Regions from separate parts of the Mus musculus genome. Here region 1 is linked to region 2. Evidence: chromatin loops called from intact Hi-C (ENCODE). Cell type or tissue: heart. All regions are shown on one strand. Each heading gives the region's core, and the rest is flanking DNA. Links, peaks and the distances in the headings are about the cores only.

Region 1 (8,699 bases), core at 2,515-7,514, 57 kb before region 2:
GGGGAATGGGTAAATGCTACTAAAATACAGAAAAGATACACGTGTGAAGACGTCATAATGAAATCCACCATCCATGACATATAATTAGCGTATGCTAATAAAGAGTTGAAAGAAAACCCGAAAATGAAAACCCTGTCTCCCAGTAAACCAAACCTTGAGGTGCGAGAGTTGACACTTGACCCTGTAGTGATCGCAAAAGCATTTCAACTTTTTAACTTCCCTATTTAAAAATTTCCTTGTGGCAAACAAATTAATGTCCATATTCAACTCTTTGGCATTCAGGGTCTTTCCTAGCTCTATTTTTAAGGTGTGATCATCATCTCTGTTGTAAACAAGAATTCTGGGAAAGGGGCTGTGTCTGCAAAGACTGAGCGACTGGGCCTGGGGAGAGCTGCAATGGGTGTGTGTGTGTTTGTGTGTGTGTGTGTGTGTGTGTGTGTGTGCGCGCGCGCGCGAGCGTGCGAGCGTGCGAGCAAGCGTGTTGGGGGTGGTGGGATGTTACAGGTCTAGCATCTAATTATATTTTATCTTAGGTCTGTTTAATCCCCCCTGAGAAGACATTTCTGTGCCCACCTATGTGTCAGAACTAACATCCTGTGACAGAGATTTTTAAAAAATCCTTGTAATCTATGAGATTAGTTTACCACCAGCTCCCACTGATCCATAAGCTAAGAATGTCTTCGGATGGCGCCTGAGGCCTACAGGAGAGATTCTCCCGTGCTGCTGCAACCGCCTCTCTGAAGTGCCCACCAGTGTGGTTTTCAAAGCCCTTCATCTAACTCTCCTTGTTCCATTACTATCGAACTCCATGAACCTGGAACCTTCGGTAACCTAGCTCTGTGGTCCTAGCCCAGGCTCTCTCAGGTTTGGATCCAGATAAAGTTTCTTTTACTTTAAGGTGAGAGCTTTTTGTTTTACTTCACCATCAAAATCCTCCACCACATTCTCCTTCCCTGCAGGCCTCAGCTGCATAACTCTCAAATTCCAAACACTGCGGCCGGGCGGCTGGGCGGTTAGCGTACCCCAGCAGCTTGCTGCCTGCATTAAGCTCCGCCTCCCTCCTCTGGCCCATGTCCCATTTGTTCCCAGTCCCAGACTGAGGCAACGTCTTCCCCACCAGCGTTTGTCCCACTTTCCTGGTCAGTATTACTGAGAGTCATGTCCACTGTCTTCAAATGACTTCAGTGTTTCCAATTGCTAGAAGATATGGTCCAAGACCCTGGGACCTGTTGGTGTTGGGACCTTCTTTGTCCTGATTTACTAACACCCCCCCCCCCCCCAGGGGTAACCTGTTCCCTTCAGGAACACATAAAAGGGGAAGAAAGAGATACCCTGAAACAGAGGTCAGTAGTAACATTTCAGAGTTGTGTGTGGTTATTTCAGTCATGATGGCCTTCAGGCTAACAACACAATAAAACCCAACAAGGGTTAATATAAGGTCTAAGATCCTAATGTGTGGGCTTGGGCAGTGTTCAATAACGTGTGACAGCATCAGTTTTACTAGAAAATTCCCTTTGTCCTGATTGTTCCCCGCCACCCAAAGAAAATTCCATGAAGCTCATTTCTAAAGCAAAGTAAATATCCAGCCGGTCAGAGGGATGACCTTTCTCTTAATAGAGGGGATGGGCTTGTTATCCGGCCAAATGTTTGAAATTCTTCCACCAGCATGCATAATTGAGAGAAATGTGTTAATTACCCTTACATGACAGCTGGTAGGACTTCCTGAACCAACTCTGAGCAGAGCATTGATCTTGAACTGCCAGTGTAAGTCACTGTACTGTGTTCATGGGAAGACAGAGGCCCCCACAGCACGTTCTGAAGCGCTGGGTCGACTCGCAGGGTCCCCGTGAACTTGGGCAGCAGGCTTTTTATGGCAGCGGGCCAATGCTCGGGCAACAAAAGCACCAGTGTGGTGCTTTGTACGACATGTTAGTGAGAGAGAGGAGGAAATCCCAAGGAAATAATCCCTATTATTACAATGGCTCTGTGGCTCCAGAGTGGGTTTTGTCACAGTGAAGCCCAATTCCGAAGGGCACAGACCTCTCCTTTACCCTCCCCCACAGCTCTCACCCTCAGAGTCACAGCAGGGCCTGTTATCTAAGGGGCTGGGCACTGCTTCTGGCGCAGAACTGCGGGCATTTTGAATAGGAAGTTGAAATTATGATCCTCCCTCACCCTACAGGACTCACTGTCTTGGCACTGGATGGGAAATAATCTAATTCTCCAAGTTTCCAGACCCAAGATTTTATGATTCCACGATAAAGGGAACTATTTTGTCTCTAGACAGAAAAATGTCATGAATATTCTTTTGTTTTAAAAAGCAATTTATATCCACTGACTAATATAATTTGCTACACTGCTTCTACACAAAATCGTTCCGTTTTTCTTTTTTTTTTAGATCACGAGTTATACAGGAGAGCTCTTGAATTTATTCTTTCTTCTCCAATTGCTGACTAAAGAGTTTCTCTCTCACCTGGAGCCACACGAGCGCGGGCTCACTTAACTTTTCTGAAATCCACTGTGTTTTCCATTTATACATTTCTGGGAAAGGAGTCTGGTTTTGGTTTAGTCTAGGGAAAATACATTAAATATTTTCCCTCTTAAAATGTGTAGAAGAAAAATATACATTTCTTTTAAACAACTGGAATCAATTTATGTCTCTGGCACACAGAGTGAAAAAAAAAATCAATTGAAGTTAAATGTTGAGAGGCAGAGAATGTCTTTGCAAGGGTCCTTGGACTTGTGTCCAGCAAGAGAAATGAGAGAAAGGGCAGAAGGCTCTGACAACCAGGCAGGGCACATAATAAGGCAGTCAGTCTGTGTATCTGTGTGTGTGTGTGTGTGTGTGTGTGTGTGTGTGTGTGTGTGTGTGAGAGAGAGAGAGAGAGAGAGAGAGAGAGACCGAGGCAGACAAAGAGACAAAGAGAGACACAGATAGAGACAAAGAGACAGACAGAGACAGAGGGAGACAAAGAGAGAGACAGAGACACAGAGACACAGAGAGTCAGAGAGTCAGAGACAGAGACAGAGAGAGACAGAGTATAGGCCAGAGATTGACACCAGGGTATCTTCCTTAATTTCCTTCTACCTTTTTTTTTTTTTTTTTTGAGACAGGGTCTCTCACTGAACCTGGAGTTTACCAGTTTGGCTAGATTAGCTGGCCTGCACTAAGATTACAGTGCACACTGCTATACCTGACCACTTCAGTGTGGGTGCTGGACACTAGGATTATAATGCACACTACCATACCCGACCATTTTAGTGTGGGTGCTGGAGGCTGAACTCAGCTTGTGCTTTGTGGCAAGCACTTTACTGATTAAGACATCTTCCCAGCCCCAAATCAATAGGTTTTTGTGGAAGATATATCGTGCATCGGATGCTGAGAAACACAATCTATAAGACTATGTTTCTTGCTGTCTTTTAGGAAAGTTATGAATTTAAGTAGGGAGCTCATTGGAGCATGCACAAAAATCTTATGATGCTCTACTGATGAGAATTGAGGGTCTAAAGGGTGCGCAGGGAGACCTCACAGAAACTTCGAGATGTAGACAAGGTTGCACCTTCATAAGTTCCCAAGAGTCCTGTGGAAAATCCATTCCCAGCTAGACAGGAACTTAGAGTTACTTGGCAACCAATATCAGGCATTACTGAGTACCAAGGGACCAGTGTCCAAAGACATGCTTTTTATTTCTTCTTTTCCTTTGCTGAGGTTTGGAATCGTCTAGATTTCTCTAGAAATGGTTACTCCTCTTTCCCTCCCTTAAATGGTGCAAGTTAAGTGAAGACTCCCAGGGAGTAAAATTGGCACTTGGTCCCTGCATTCACACTTCGGCCCAGAACCAGCCTCTTATCCTGCCTTACAAATCACCGCAATCGGGCACGGCATACCCCACTCCAGTTACAGTGGCGGCAAGACAACACTGCTGTCAAGTTTGTTCCAGGTGACACTGGAAGGCTTCGGAATGTGTACCGGGAGAAGAGAGCGCCAGGCTTGACAGAAAGAAAGCCAGAGCCCTCGGTACTGTTAAATAATGCAGAGAGCTCAAGGAAAATGGAGGTTTCAGGAAAGGAGGCCTGCGTGCAGTAACAATCAAGTCCATACAGGAGATCAGATCAAAGGCAATACTCAGAGCTGGGGTGGAGTAGGAAATAAGGTTGAATGCTTCTCTCATCTGAAATTTCCTATTAAACCAGATTCTTCTGGCCGGGGAGGTTGGAGGATGGGGAAAAAATGAATTTTAATACTGTAGAGAAAAATGTCCATTTTTCAACCTTTCCTGTATGTGAGTAGAAAAAGGGAGAGATGCAGGCTAGTCACAGAGGCTGCTCCATCAGGACTAACCGTCTCTATCCAGATTACTTCAATCTGTCCACACACGTGGTTGTGCATCCACACGGGGGTGCATCCACAGGTGTGCGCATGCACACACGTGGACAGCAGCACTTCTTCCATTCATTATGTTCTGTTTTGGGTTTTGTTTTTTGTTTGTTTTTTCCAACCCCTTTTTCCCTTCCCTCCTTTCAGCTCTCATTAGAAATTCTTATCTCCCGAGTCAAGTGCATTGCCCTTTTCACGTGAACACCACCAGAAGAATACACCAAAAGTGGAGAACTCGGATCTTAAAGTAATGAGTTCGGCTTTCAAGCAGTCAGTCTAGATTTATACCAATACCACATTGGCTGAGCCCTGGGGACCAGTTCATTGGCTGATTTCTCTCATATTTACGTACATCTTAGATTCCATTCTCATTCCCAAGCATTAGGCAGCACTTAGTTACGGAGGAAATTCTCCTATTACAGCAATTTCTTAATTACACATAAGAAAAGAGACAGAATTTGAGAATAGTAGTAATTCATGCAGAAATACGCTATAACTATTGGTATTAAATTCAACCGAAGAATGTAGCCAACGCTACTGATAAATGGAGGCAGGAAGTTAAACAGAATGTTATCTTTCTGACAGTCCTGCGAAGGTCGTAATGAGAATTTCCTTGCTTTCAGCGAGAGGAAATGGTAACTAAGAGAAGGAAGAATGCGGGCAGGAAAGCCCAACAAGCCCAGAAGAGTGAACTCCCCCTGGCGCCTCAGCTAGATGATCAACATGCAGGTTACAGAGAAGATGTGGGACTCAAATGCAGCCAAATTAAGCAGAGTTGATTTCCTTCCAAAGCCCCCTGCCCAGGAGCAGTGCACAGAGTACACTACTGTGATCCCACACACTGATGCATCATGTCTGTGGACGTCACTAAGCACTGCTTATAGTTTTATGACTGAAGCGTGTCACAACGTCATTTACCTCATGAAAGGTAAGATCTACAGGCCAGCGAAGGTACCGGAAGATGTATGAGCTCAGTCTTGGGACACATACAGTCCCAAGAAACAGCTAACTCCCACTGATTGTCCTGTGACGAAAAAACGGCACACAAGCATGCATGTACACACACACACACACACACACACACACACACACGTATATGCACACTCGCATACACACAAACACACCTAAATAACTTAAAAAGTGTTAAAAGGTAAGCTTAGGACCCAGAACCAACCATTTAGAAAGCTAGTGTCAGAGCACACAGGTTGAGTATGACCTAAGTGCTTAGAACCAGAACCATTTATTATTTCAGACATTTTTAGACTCTAGATTATTTGGACTTAGGACCCAAATATAAACATGAAATTCATTATGTTTTATATGTTCCCTACATGCATAGCCTGAAGGTAGTTTTAGACCATAGTGGTAATTTTGTGTAATTTCACGGTGTGGGGTTATCCCCTGGTCTCTTCATGTGCTACTTGGAAGGCTTTAGGTTGTTTCTTTGTTTGTCTGTTTGTTTTAAACTTTGTAGATTTGGTAAGGCTACAAAATCCTTCACCCCTCTGATCATTGTACTTGTAGATGGCTAACAGAGAATGCAGAAAACAAAGAGTATTAGCAAATATTGTTACATGAAAAGTTAACAAAGTAAATAAATTTGTCTACACTGATGACTTATGTAAATAGGTATTTTTTTAAATATAAATTTTAACTCTGACAAATGGCCATCATAGGCCAGAAGGAATAGCTACACTGCTTAGTCCCACTGAGTGGCTCAATTCCTGAGAAGTTTAAGGAGATAAAACATAAGACCAGTGGGGCAGTGTTGGCGCACGCCTTTAATCCCAGCACTTGGGAGGCAGAGGCAGGTGGATTTCTGAGTTCGGGGCCAGCCTGGTCTACAGAGTGAGTTCCATGACAGCCAGGGCTATACAGAGAAACCCTGGCTCGAAAAACAAAACAAACAAAACAAAATCACACACACATGACGATTCTTTCTCCCCTAAACCACTTTCCAATCAAACTAACAAGTCTGAAAAAAAAAAACACAAACTCTTGCTCAGTCAACAGGATTCGCTAACTAACAACTCTGAAATCTCATGGAGTACACCCATCAACAGCTCTGAATTCTCTCAGAGTACACCAATCAACAGCTCTGAAATCTCAGAGTACACCAATCAACAGCTCTGAAATCTCACAGAGTACACCCATCAACAGCTCTGAAATCTCAGAGTACACCAATCAACAGCTCTGAATTCTCACAGAGTACACCAATCAACAGCTCTGAAATCTCAATACCAATTAACAGCTCTGAAATCTCACAGAGTACACCAATCAACAGCTCTGAATTCTCAGAGTACACCAATCAACAGCTCTGAATTCTCTCAGAGTACACCAATCAACAGCTCTGAATTCTCAGAGTACACCAATCAACAGCTCTGAATTCTCAGAGTACACCAATCAACAGCTCTGAATTCTCACAGAGTACACCAATCAGCACTCTGAATCTCACAGAGTACACCAATCAACAGCTCTGAATTCTCACAGAGTACACCAATCAACAGCTCTGAATTCTCTCAGAGTACACCAATCAACAGCTCTGAATTCTCAGAGTACACCAATCAACAGCTCTGAATTCTCACAGAGTACACCAATCAGCACTCTGAATCTCACAGAGTACACCAATCAACAGCTCTGAAATCTCACAGAGTACACCAATCAACAGCTCTGAATTCTCTCAGAGTACACCAATCAACAGCTCTGAATTCTCACAGAGTACACCAATCAACAGCTCTGAAATCTCACAGAGTACACCCATCAACAGCTCTGAAATCCCAATGATTCTTTGAGTGTGGGCCTAGTAAGAGACACTGTTGTAACAGCCGAACAAGGGCCTCAACTTCCCCGTTACCTCCTGAGAGGTGGCTGCAAGTTTTGGGAGAGGGCTTTTCAGGTCATAACAGTAGCATTTATTCAATTATGGTGTCAAATTATATCCCAGTGACCCGAAGGAGCTGGTGCATATCCAATTATGCCTAATTTGTACCCTGGGATGTGCCGATTCGGTTTCCGTGTAAAATCCTGGTAGAATGGCAATTTAACAAGCTTGACAGGATATCAAAATTGCTATGTTGTCTCCAAACCTCATTAAATGGAAGCCTGTGCTTCCCTATAACGTTCAGTGGGAGTATAAACTATTATTTTTTTTTCTATTTGTTTATATAAAGCAAACGTGCAGTAACACTTTATTAGAAAACAATAACCCGTTAGCATAAGACACCGTGAGGCAGAGCATTCTGTAACCGCAGCAGAGATGCCTGGGAGAGCACATACTTCATTGTCCTTCATGGTCCCAACATTTACTGGAACATAATATATTCCTAATAAGTTTGACATAATCTAAGGCATCATGGCAGCATCCTAAGCAGGCTGTGACGAGCTGGCAGCTGGCTGGCTGTGACATGCCTCTGCTCTGAGGCTTGTTTATGTGTCCTCTACCTTAAGTGTCTTTGACCTTGGCTCCCTCTTCATTCCCCTATGATGTCAACTGTCCGTCCTCCATCTTCTTCTTTTTTTCTGTTCTGGTATCTGTGGTTCCTTCTGGCCTCTATTTATGGGCATACCTTGATCTGACCAGCTTCTGGTCCCCCTTTTTTTGGGAAGCTGGTTGCCTGTCACCTAAATCTGCTAATTTTTGTCCACACGTAGAAATTTTCTACACCTCAGCGCTAGCACTCTCAACCACTCCAGGCTCACCAACCATTACAGGTCTCACGTTCTGGACTCAAGCTTGGAGTTACATTCCACGCAGTACAGCTTCAGAGGCCGCCAAGCTCTTCAGACTTGGGGAACTAAAGAACCTGGTTCAAATCCCTTCTCAGCCAGCTAGGAGCTGTGGTTGTTTGCAGCTTCTGAACATGTCCGCTCGACTCCAAAAGGAACATTTATAAACAGGAACTTTTTCATGAATTGTTGTGCGTATTGATGGCACGTCACGTAAGAGACCCGGCCTGGCCCTTGGTTAATGTCCTCTGAAGCTCTCAGCCAGTGGTCTTTCCCTGGAGCATCTTTCTCTCTGCTCTTTCCCTGAAGCCAACAGAGTCTGGGCTGGAGAAGCAGACAAATCCCACGACTGCTCTATGTGAGGACTGCCCCAAGTGTGTCTTGTTTTATCCATCTGCACTGGGGCATGTTAGGTATTTGCCTATTCTGTATCAGGGATGGAGTTCTGTGGGTCAAAGTGCTTTCTACCCCTCTGGATTTCAGACGCCTAAAATTGGGAATGATCTCAGGGTTGGATATAAAGATTACGTGACAAAGTGCTTTTCAAGAGCCTGGCGTGGCACAGGCCATCTGCCAGCACTTCATAAAGAGCAGA
Region 2 (8,699 bases), core at 2,081-7,080:
TATTTTTGGAACAGCACTAAGTGTATTAGGACAATCTCCTGGCTCTGTGCTAAAAACAGACTGTTAGCAGCTCATAAAGCCAAGGTCTGTGTCCTTCAGCAGGAAGGAAAATGACATTTGGGCCTGTCTTCAAGTGTCTGCACAGTGGGTCTTTCTCTGCACAGGGTCAAAAATTCAGCAAGAGAAATTAATAAAAAGGAGGGAGGGAGGGAGGGAGGGAGGAAAGAGAGAGAGAAAGAGAGAGAGAGAGAGACAGAGAGAGAGAGAGAGAACGTGTGCAGTAGCTAACATCTCACACTGTTGAGCTCCCTGGAGTACTTTTTACTCGGTGCAGAAAATACCCACTGCCAGAGTCCTGTTAATAGTTGAGACAGATGACATCTACTTAAACCTAAGACTTCCATTAGATTGGTTCTAATATCAGTTCACAATGGGTGAATAGTCAGGCTTCAGAAACCTTGTTTTTCAGGTCCATCTACTAGGACAATAATATCCATCTCTTGGGTCCCTGACAGCATTATACTTTTTTAAAAAAATGTTTTTGAAAGTAAGCGTTGATGTCCTAGACCATAGCAGACACTTTAAGGGTAGTCCCATATGTTTTGGTCTTACATGTTATCTATTGTTTAGCTTCAAGATGAAAGAAGGTGATGGTACTCTGTGGTCTTGGTCTGATCTCCAAATTTATTTCAGTGGAGGGAAATAAGTGCTTCCTCACTTTACCTCAAAAACTAAGATAATAATTACACTTGAATCTAATGTGACACACTAAAACACAATGTCACAGGACCCATCTTAGAGTCACAGTCCTGTCCTACCTTAAAACAAACAAACAAACAAACAAACAAGAAAACAAAGAACAAGACACAGTCAAAAGAGAATTATAAAATATTTTTGTTCCTAAGAGGAAGTAAAAATAGAAATGTATTCTATGTAGCTAAACTCAGCTCAAATGTTCTTCTCCAAGGAAGACGTAAATTAAGATACTTAAATAGCTACCACTCCTGTAGAAAAAAATATCGCTATCTGTTGGGTCTTGAAAGCATCCAGAGACAGTGTTAACAATAACAGATAAGTCATTACCACTCCACAGGTAATGAAGATGATTCCTGAAAACGGCTTAGATGACCCATTGCCAAGGTTAGTAAACGAACGAATGCCACCTGGTCCTCCCGGCAGGCATCACTAAGTGATCCCAGCTTCTTTACCCCTTCAAACTTAGGCTTGGCATCAAAGAACATCTCACAACAAATTTCCAGGCAGACAGCCATCAGAAAGTGATCAGAATTCCCATGTGAGTTGAAACTGCCCCCAGACTCGGTCAAAGTTTACCTCTGAACACTTATGAAATTAAAACATATAAGGAGCTTGCCTGGTGAATAAATGAAGTCAAGGAGGCATAATTCTCATGTGAATATTTACCCTACTCACATGACTAAACTTCCCAGCCATCTCATTAGCATTCATTAGGTATAAATATCTTAACACCACTTATAAATCATTCTTATCTCTTCATTAGTAAGAGCTTCTTAAGGGTCATCCTTAGATATGATACCCTTGGCCAGCTCAAAGTGCTGTATGTCACCATAATTAATAAAACTGTATATCTTTATGAATGGTGTATAACTCAGGTTCTCCAGTAATTGGATTGAAATAAAGTCTTATCATGTGTTACTTTATATACATAACCCTCCTCCAGCCTATACGGCACCGGTCACCCGAAACGCCCCTATTTTTATGAGCAGTGTGAAGATGTACCCAGAACTGATTTCTTCAAAACAAGCACCATGAAACAAATGTCTGATTCTTTGGCCAGCGTGCACTAGCCTCAAAAACAAACAGGCCATTATATGAGGGGCAGAAAATTGAGATTACAAAGCCACTGAAAACAAGGCACATTATCAGCTGGTCTCCACTGCAGAACAAAAGTCACAAAAGCACCCCAAATACATGAAAAAGCCAAGTTTCTAAGTTTCCTGCAGCCTTCAACGGCTTAGGGTAGTCACCCCAAATAGAATACACCTTTCTGTCAGATGCAGTTTCCCTCAGGTCCTCTCATTTTGATCCACTACCAAGCTCTGATCTATTTCTGTCCCCTGCCCTTCATTTCATTGTTTTCAGACTTACCGTAGCCTGCATTTACTCAGAACAGCTACAAAAGTCACGGTGTTTAAAATGCAAGAAAACATGAACTGCAAATACTTTATGAGCCGGCTTTTAAACTTTTTGACGTCCGGCACTATGTGAATAAACTAAATATAAAAAAAAAATCACGTTGGAATTTTCCAGGCAGTCGTATGACCTCACCCTGTAAATTAGACTAAACGAGGAGGAGTTTTGAAACCACCATTATTCAATGCCATGTGAGATGTTTTTGTTGTTTTCCCCCCTTCTCAGACATTTCTAGCTTGAGGGGAGAGTAAAATCCTGTTCGCAGCATGGCCACGAGGAAGGAAGGAAGGATGGGGCTGCTCTGCAAGTTTTTGCCCTGCTATGGAAGACTCAGTGCGTGCGGAACAAGCAAGGATCCAGGCCCAAGTTCCCTGCGTTCTTTCCCCCCAGTCTTGCTGAACAGTAATGAGAGCAGAGATATGTCCCAGAGGTAAACATGGCCACTCCCAGCCCTGTCCACAGCGCATAAAGCAGTCTTGTTTCTCCTTACCTTATTTGCTGGCAAATTTAACTCTTAATTCGTGTGGCTCTCCCTTGAAAGAGGGAAGCAAGCAAGCGGGGAGAAAGCAAAGCTTATGGCTTAATGCTCAATTGCCCGTTAGTTTTAGTTTATTGATGAGACTTGATACGTCCCAGAAGCAAGCAATTAGAAGGAATTTGTTAATTAGAAGGACTCTCATATCATGATATCCTTCTCCCCGTTTCTTTGCTTGCTGCTCTTCAGCAGAGCCGTCAAACCTCCCTTCTCAAAAAGAGCAACCTGCCCTATGATCTGCTGCCCAGAAGAACAACCACAGCCACCTACCCTGGTCCCTGTCCCCTCTAACCTCGCCCTCATCTCCTTGAGGTTGACTGTTCTGCTACGTGTTTACAGCTGGAAGATTCGCCGATGGACCTTGAGACCAGGCAAGGGCATCTCTGTGGCCCAGCACCCTGAACTGCGTCTGGCACAGGCTGTCTGCCCACCTCACGATTGTTAGCTGAGAACCATCAAATGGAATTTTATAAGAAAATAAGGACCAAGACTGTTCTATCCTCCAGGGCAAACGGAAATTCACCGGATTTCAACTGCACTGGAATTTGGCGCATTCAAGCAATAGTGACTGAATCAGTTTTTCACCCCTACACGCAGTGTCCGTGGATTTCATGGGCCACAGCTGCAGACAGTCCCCTGGGGAACTCAGGGGAGGGGACCTGACTGGGTCAGTAACACAGAGCTTCTGCCAAACCTGGGGGTGGGGGTGGAGTCAACAGGCAAAATGGCGGGTTCTCCACGGAAGGCACTCGACCTCCCTCTCCTCCTCTGCTTTCATTTTCCCTCTCTCAGAAGCTTTCAGAGGATGATGTCAGTGGAAAATGACTCCACCATGCAAGCCAGTTATAGTAGCATCCCCACAGATCCGAGCTTAACTGTACTCAAACTGTCAATCAGGCAACATAAAGCAGGAAAAAAAAATAAGTCCTTCTCAATCTAAGCTCTTTTAAAGCTCTGTGGTGTCTTCAAGCCCTACCCTTAGGGCTCCAGAGACCGAGGTAATTCACGTATTACGTTCACTGGAACATACAATCCTACACCTCTGTTACACCCTGGTATCCTCCAGGACTGAAAACGGCCAGTCTCTGTGGTTGCGGACCAGCGCCAGGCCTCACACTGTGCCCTACAAAATCACATGCTCTTGGTGAACACAGCGTTTCTACAGAGGTCAGGAGTGCTAGTGCCCTTACTGCCCAGCCAAGATCCTGAAAGTGAAGCCTCCCTGAGCCAATCACAGGGCCTCATCTCTGGTGTTTCGATCCTCAATAGAGAGCTCTGGCTCCTGAACAGAGGGCATGGAAATGGCTGAGGGACGCTAAGCAATGAGCAAAGTCTATAAAGAGAGCAGACTACTGCATCCACGTACCCACTCCTCACTACATGCACAGCCTAGGGAACGGCAAAGGAAAACCCTTAGTAACTGTGCCTGGTATTCCCAAGAGCCAGTCTGTAATTGATGGTTCTGGGAAGTCTGGGAATGTAGGTGGATTGGCTCAAAATCCCACCCATTTCCTTGCAGCTAAGCCCAGGTTTGGGGAGACACCATCTCTGGTCTGTGAGTACAGGTCCAGCCTTTCCTTGGCAGCTTTGGAAGGCATCAGAAGAGTGCAGAACCAGGCAGGCAATCTCCTTTTGGAGGAACTCCATGTGTGTACACAGTAGGAGCTCATTTCCTCCTATTGGCTTTTGTTCGAGCAGTTTCCTTTGATAGAGGATGTATTCAACTCTCTGGCACGGCTGTCTATTCCAGGTATACTACTTAACTCAAGCAAGGCCTACTCCAGCTGCAGTCAGACCCAACTTGCCTACCTTAGCTTGGCCTTCCTGTCTTCTATTTTACATGAATACTTCTCTATTCACCTATCCGGGATTAACACAGAGTCAGTCAGGCTTCTCCGTCTTTGGCACACACACACACACACACACACACACACACACACATGTGCGTGTATGTATGTGTGCACGTGTGCATGTGTATGTATGCTCTTATGCATTTGTGGGTTGATCCGTAGGTGTTATTTCTGACTTCTTGATTGGCTGTCGATCATTTTCTTATGCTTCCTTTCCATGCTAACAGGACATGAAACAAACAGATTTTAATCCATATTCTCTAAAGGGAGGGACTGGGCTTTGTGAAGATGATTCAGAATGTATTTGAAAACTGTTAGTTATATTTTGATTGGGACATATTTTGAAAACCTTTCTCAAGTAAAAGCTGGAAAGATTTTAGGTACCAGGGTATTATACACTTCTGTTTTCACTCCCTCTGTTTTTGAGTTTCTTTTCCACTATTCTGCTCCTGTTTCGCCCTGTGCGTTGATCGAATGGATTCTAACCACACTTCGTTCTTTGTGCATGGTCCAAATTGTATGACCCAGAGCTCCGGCCAACACCTAACTTTCAAAAGTCTCTCTGCTATTGATGGGGGGTGGAAGTGACTTCTTCTAACACAGGCAACTAGGTCACCACATTCAGGAAGGAAGTGGGGTCTGGTTCCAGGAAGCACCTGGAAACAAGCACCCTTGCTTATTCTCTCTCTGGACAACAAAGCCATTGACCTTCCTCCAGGGCTCGAGTGCCAGAATGACTGACTGACAGATGCCACCAGAGACTTTCTTAGCTCCAGAGAAAGTCCTGCACTCATTCATTCATCTCCAAAGTTTAAATTCAGGAGTTGGGTCCTAACATGGTCTACTTACCATCTGCTTAAACAACCTAAAAACAGGCTGAGTGGAGACAGAATTAGTTTTATCTGTGCCAAAACAGCTCAAGGAATGGCCGACTATGGAGACTGTTCAAGTGCTCCATTTTCACACATGCACATTGTGAAACCCTTCAGATATAGACCCTCCTGTTTCCAAAAGCAACCACATTTCAACTATGTTAGAAATACAATGACTCCTTTAGTCCGAGATAGCATGTTTCAGGGGCTCACCATTTCCACCAAATGTAAACATACCCCAAAGCCTAGCATAAAATTCTTTTTGCATCATGTAAGGCCTTCTGCGTTCTGCTGAGAGAACAACGGGGTCTTTGTGAGGGAAAACAAGAGTTGAACTTGCAAAAATGCTTGAGTTGAAATCACTGATCATCCTAGACTGCTTGGAGGGCTGTTAGGAGTATACCCACCCCCAAAAATATATCTTAACTATTATGTACATGATCTTTAAAATTGGGTTTTAAATGCCTTTTATGTAGGTGATCACATTTAATCCTACTCATCAGAGAAGTAGATAACCCATCCTATTTGAAAGATGGGGAAACTGAAGTTCAAATAGATTAGCAAAGTTGCCTAAAGTTGTGCTTCCATCCTGCAACAAGGCCAGTGTTTGAATGTGGAGCTTGAACAGCCTCTAGGAACGAGAGCTAGGAGGTCAGTGAAGAATGTGTCTAAACCTCTGGATTCTTCCAATAAATGTAGACTCCTGGGCTCCACCCCAGATATCTCAATTTAGTGTTTTGGGGCACAGGCCAAAAAAATCTCCTTTTGTTTTTTTTTTTTGTTTGTTTGTTTGGTTGGTTGGTTGGTTGGTTGGTTTGGTTTAAGTTTTTCTTTGTTTGTTTGTTTTTTAATTCAAGCTTCCAAAGAGTTTGAGCTGCCAACAAAACCAAGTCTTGAGAGCACTGTGATCAATCAGCTTTTGCAATGGGGATGGCAAAAGCGATGTCTTTCTTCTCCTGGAGTCACTGTTGGGTAAAGCAGGTGTGTTATAGATACTTGGCCTTGTCACATCCTTCAAACCTCACTCTGGCCTTGACCATAGCGTGCTTGTCTTTGATTAGGTTTTCAAGTGGCTAGTCTCTCAAAGGGGAAGAAACTGGCCAATCTATTTTGTGAGTTGTTCCTCTGCAGAGGGACACAACCAAAAGTGTCACTTCTGTGTCGATGAAGCAACTAGAATTTGCTTCTAAAAAATGTCAGACACTCTAGACAACTCCCAGCTCAGCATTTTAGCCCTAGCCTTTCTCTGACCACTCCCCTTATCCACCAGCATTCCTCTGTAAAGTTTGAATAAATAAATAAATAATAAGATCCCTGGTTGGAGATTCTAGGGCAGAGCTGGCCTCCCTTCAGTACTATAAAGCTTCACAGGACTGCTTCACAGGACTGCACTCCCAGGGTGACAATGGATTCAGTTTACACTGCAATGGAAAGTTCTGCCTATGTTTGGGCGGATGATGAGGCACGGATTTGTGTGAGTCTGACTCATAGCTAATCCTCATCTAAAGAAATGCCTGCCTTGATAATAAAATACTTCATTCATTCCATCTTATCTTGAAAATATTTGTTGGGGTTGTACTGGTTGCCAGACAACAGCTTATACGTGCCATACGTGAGGATTACTACAGGACACACTTAGCAGCGTCCACACACACATCTCTCATGATAGCTTATAGTAAGTAAAGGAGCAATGCTCTGACCCAGGGAATGAGCAAAACTCAAGGGAAAATAGCAAAAGAAAGACAATGTTGCCCCACCATGCTGACAGCAGCCGTGTTTCTGAGTTGTGTTTCTGAGTCATGGCTAAGCCTGTAAATGATACAAAGCTCACCTTCAATTAGAAATGGGGATCAGAGCAGCCCGCTGGCCTCTCCTCAACACACTTAGTCTAATGAGAACAACGTACGTCCGACAAAACCCTGGACACTTCCTGGAGAAGCACCGAGATCTCGATTTACCACCTGCCATTAGATTTACCTGACTCTTTTCACCTTCCCCACCATGGAAGAATCAAACCTCTTCCTGTAACTGCTCTCAAACTCTTTCTTCCCTGTGGCTTCAGGCGCTCCATTCCCAGAAGCTGCTTCTGACTCAAAGGTCAGCAGTGTCCTCTGTCAGCCTAGCACACCTCCCCCACAAGACCCACCAACCACCTTAACCCTGTTGCCTCTCCCCTGCCCACTGCACCTCCTTTGATTGCCATAAACACCACACACTTTTCAACAGTTATACATTCCATACTTGCAGGAACTTGTAGTCCAGTGTTCCACTCACAATTCTTCCTAATGTGTTTCCAAAGGCCAGGCTTGCCTTTTTAACCCCCCTCACGCCAGGACTACATGCCCAGCTCCCATCTTTCTCCAACTTCAGAATCTGCCATTATTTCTCACAACCCTTTGGTTATCTAAGCCCTTAATGTAGGGTAAAGTGGAAAACATCATCTATTATACAGACTCCAAGGTACTGGGAGATGTCACAAGGCCCACACACCTGGGCCTAGGTACACTCTTTGAAATGTCATCATCTGCTGTGTATGTGTATGTCCACAAAGAGCCTAGGCTATCCCCTTAAATATGCATTCTCTGAGGCTGTGCCATCAACTTTTTTCTAGATTCCTTGTGTCCTTAATAGACTCCTGTTTTCACCTCAAATATCAGCCTTCTGCAGATAAATACCAAATTCACACCACGGTCTGCACATCACAAAGCCTACACCCACCCTTCTCACAACACCTGGAACCCCAGCCTCCGACACCGGCTCCCCATCCACGTCACCGAGCGTCTCTGGTGTGTCTGTTTGTGTCTCCAGGTCCTCTCTATACTATTTCCCTTACCCTCCAGTAAGTCCCACCCAAGCCCCTGGTCCTGGCTCTGCATCAGTACATCACTTCCTGGTTCTTCAACATTCCAGCTCCTGGAGCCTTCGGGGCTCACCCAAGTACCCCTCACCTGGGTCTAAATCAGCCTCAGGCTACGACTGATCCTATCTCACATCTGTTCACAAACACCTGGTGGCTGCTGCACTCTAATGAAGTCTGAGGCCCAAGCTGTAGCTAGCATTCAGAGACACCTGCAACTCGGCCCACGCCAAGCTCCAACTGGCAGACAGGCTGTGGTCCAAAGAGTATGTATGCCTGGGTGCTTCCGAAGTTCATGGCATGCCCTGGGACTTCCCGGAGGCCACTGGAGACGTTGTCTCCTCCAGGAAGCCTTCCCTGGCTTGTTTAGATGGCCGAAATCTTCTCACGGGGGCTTTGTAACACAGGTTACA

The links. A loop is a pair of places that touch in the nucleus more often than their neighbours do. Peaks named below come from ENCODE experiments on the same cell type or tissue, not always from the same donor. Only the 100,000 strongest peaks of a DNase experiment are listed, where the experiment ranks them.
Region 1: it touches region 2 in a loop (2.4-fold over the local background); 3 of 42 quality-filtered maps call a loop at or near these places.

Annotation. Positions count from the first base shown.
Region 1 is chr14:120,348,625-120,357,323 of GRCm38, reverse strand. The region is part of intron 2 of Mbnl2 (muscleblind like splicing factor 2); the gene reads right to left. Among named protein-coding and RNA genes, the nearest start is that of Gm52122, 33 kb to the right of the region's middle. In heart, for the core only: a CTCF peak has its summit at 5,067; a DNase peak (open chromatin) is centred at 3,923; H3K27ac peaks cover 3,049 bases.
Region 2 is chr14:120,291,168-120,299,866 of GRCm38, reverse strand. All of the region lies in intron 1 of Mbnl2 (muscleblind like splicing factor 2), which reads right to left. The region is part of intron 2 of Gm52122 (a long non-coding RNA gene); the gene reads left to right. Among named protein-coding and RNA genes, the nearest start is that of Mbnl2, 20 kb to the right of the region's middle. In heart, for the core only: no CTCF peak of the experiment used is centred there; DNase peaks (open chromatin) are centred at 3,366, 3,786, 4,286, 5,186 and 1 weaker place; H3K4me3 peaks cover 777 bases; H3K27ac peaks cover 4,076 bases.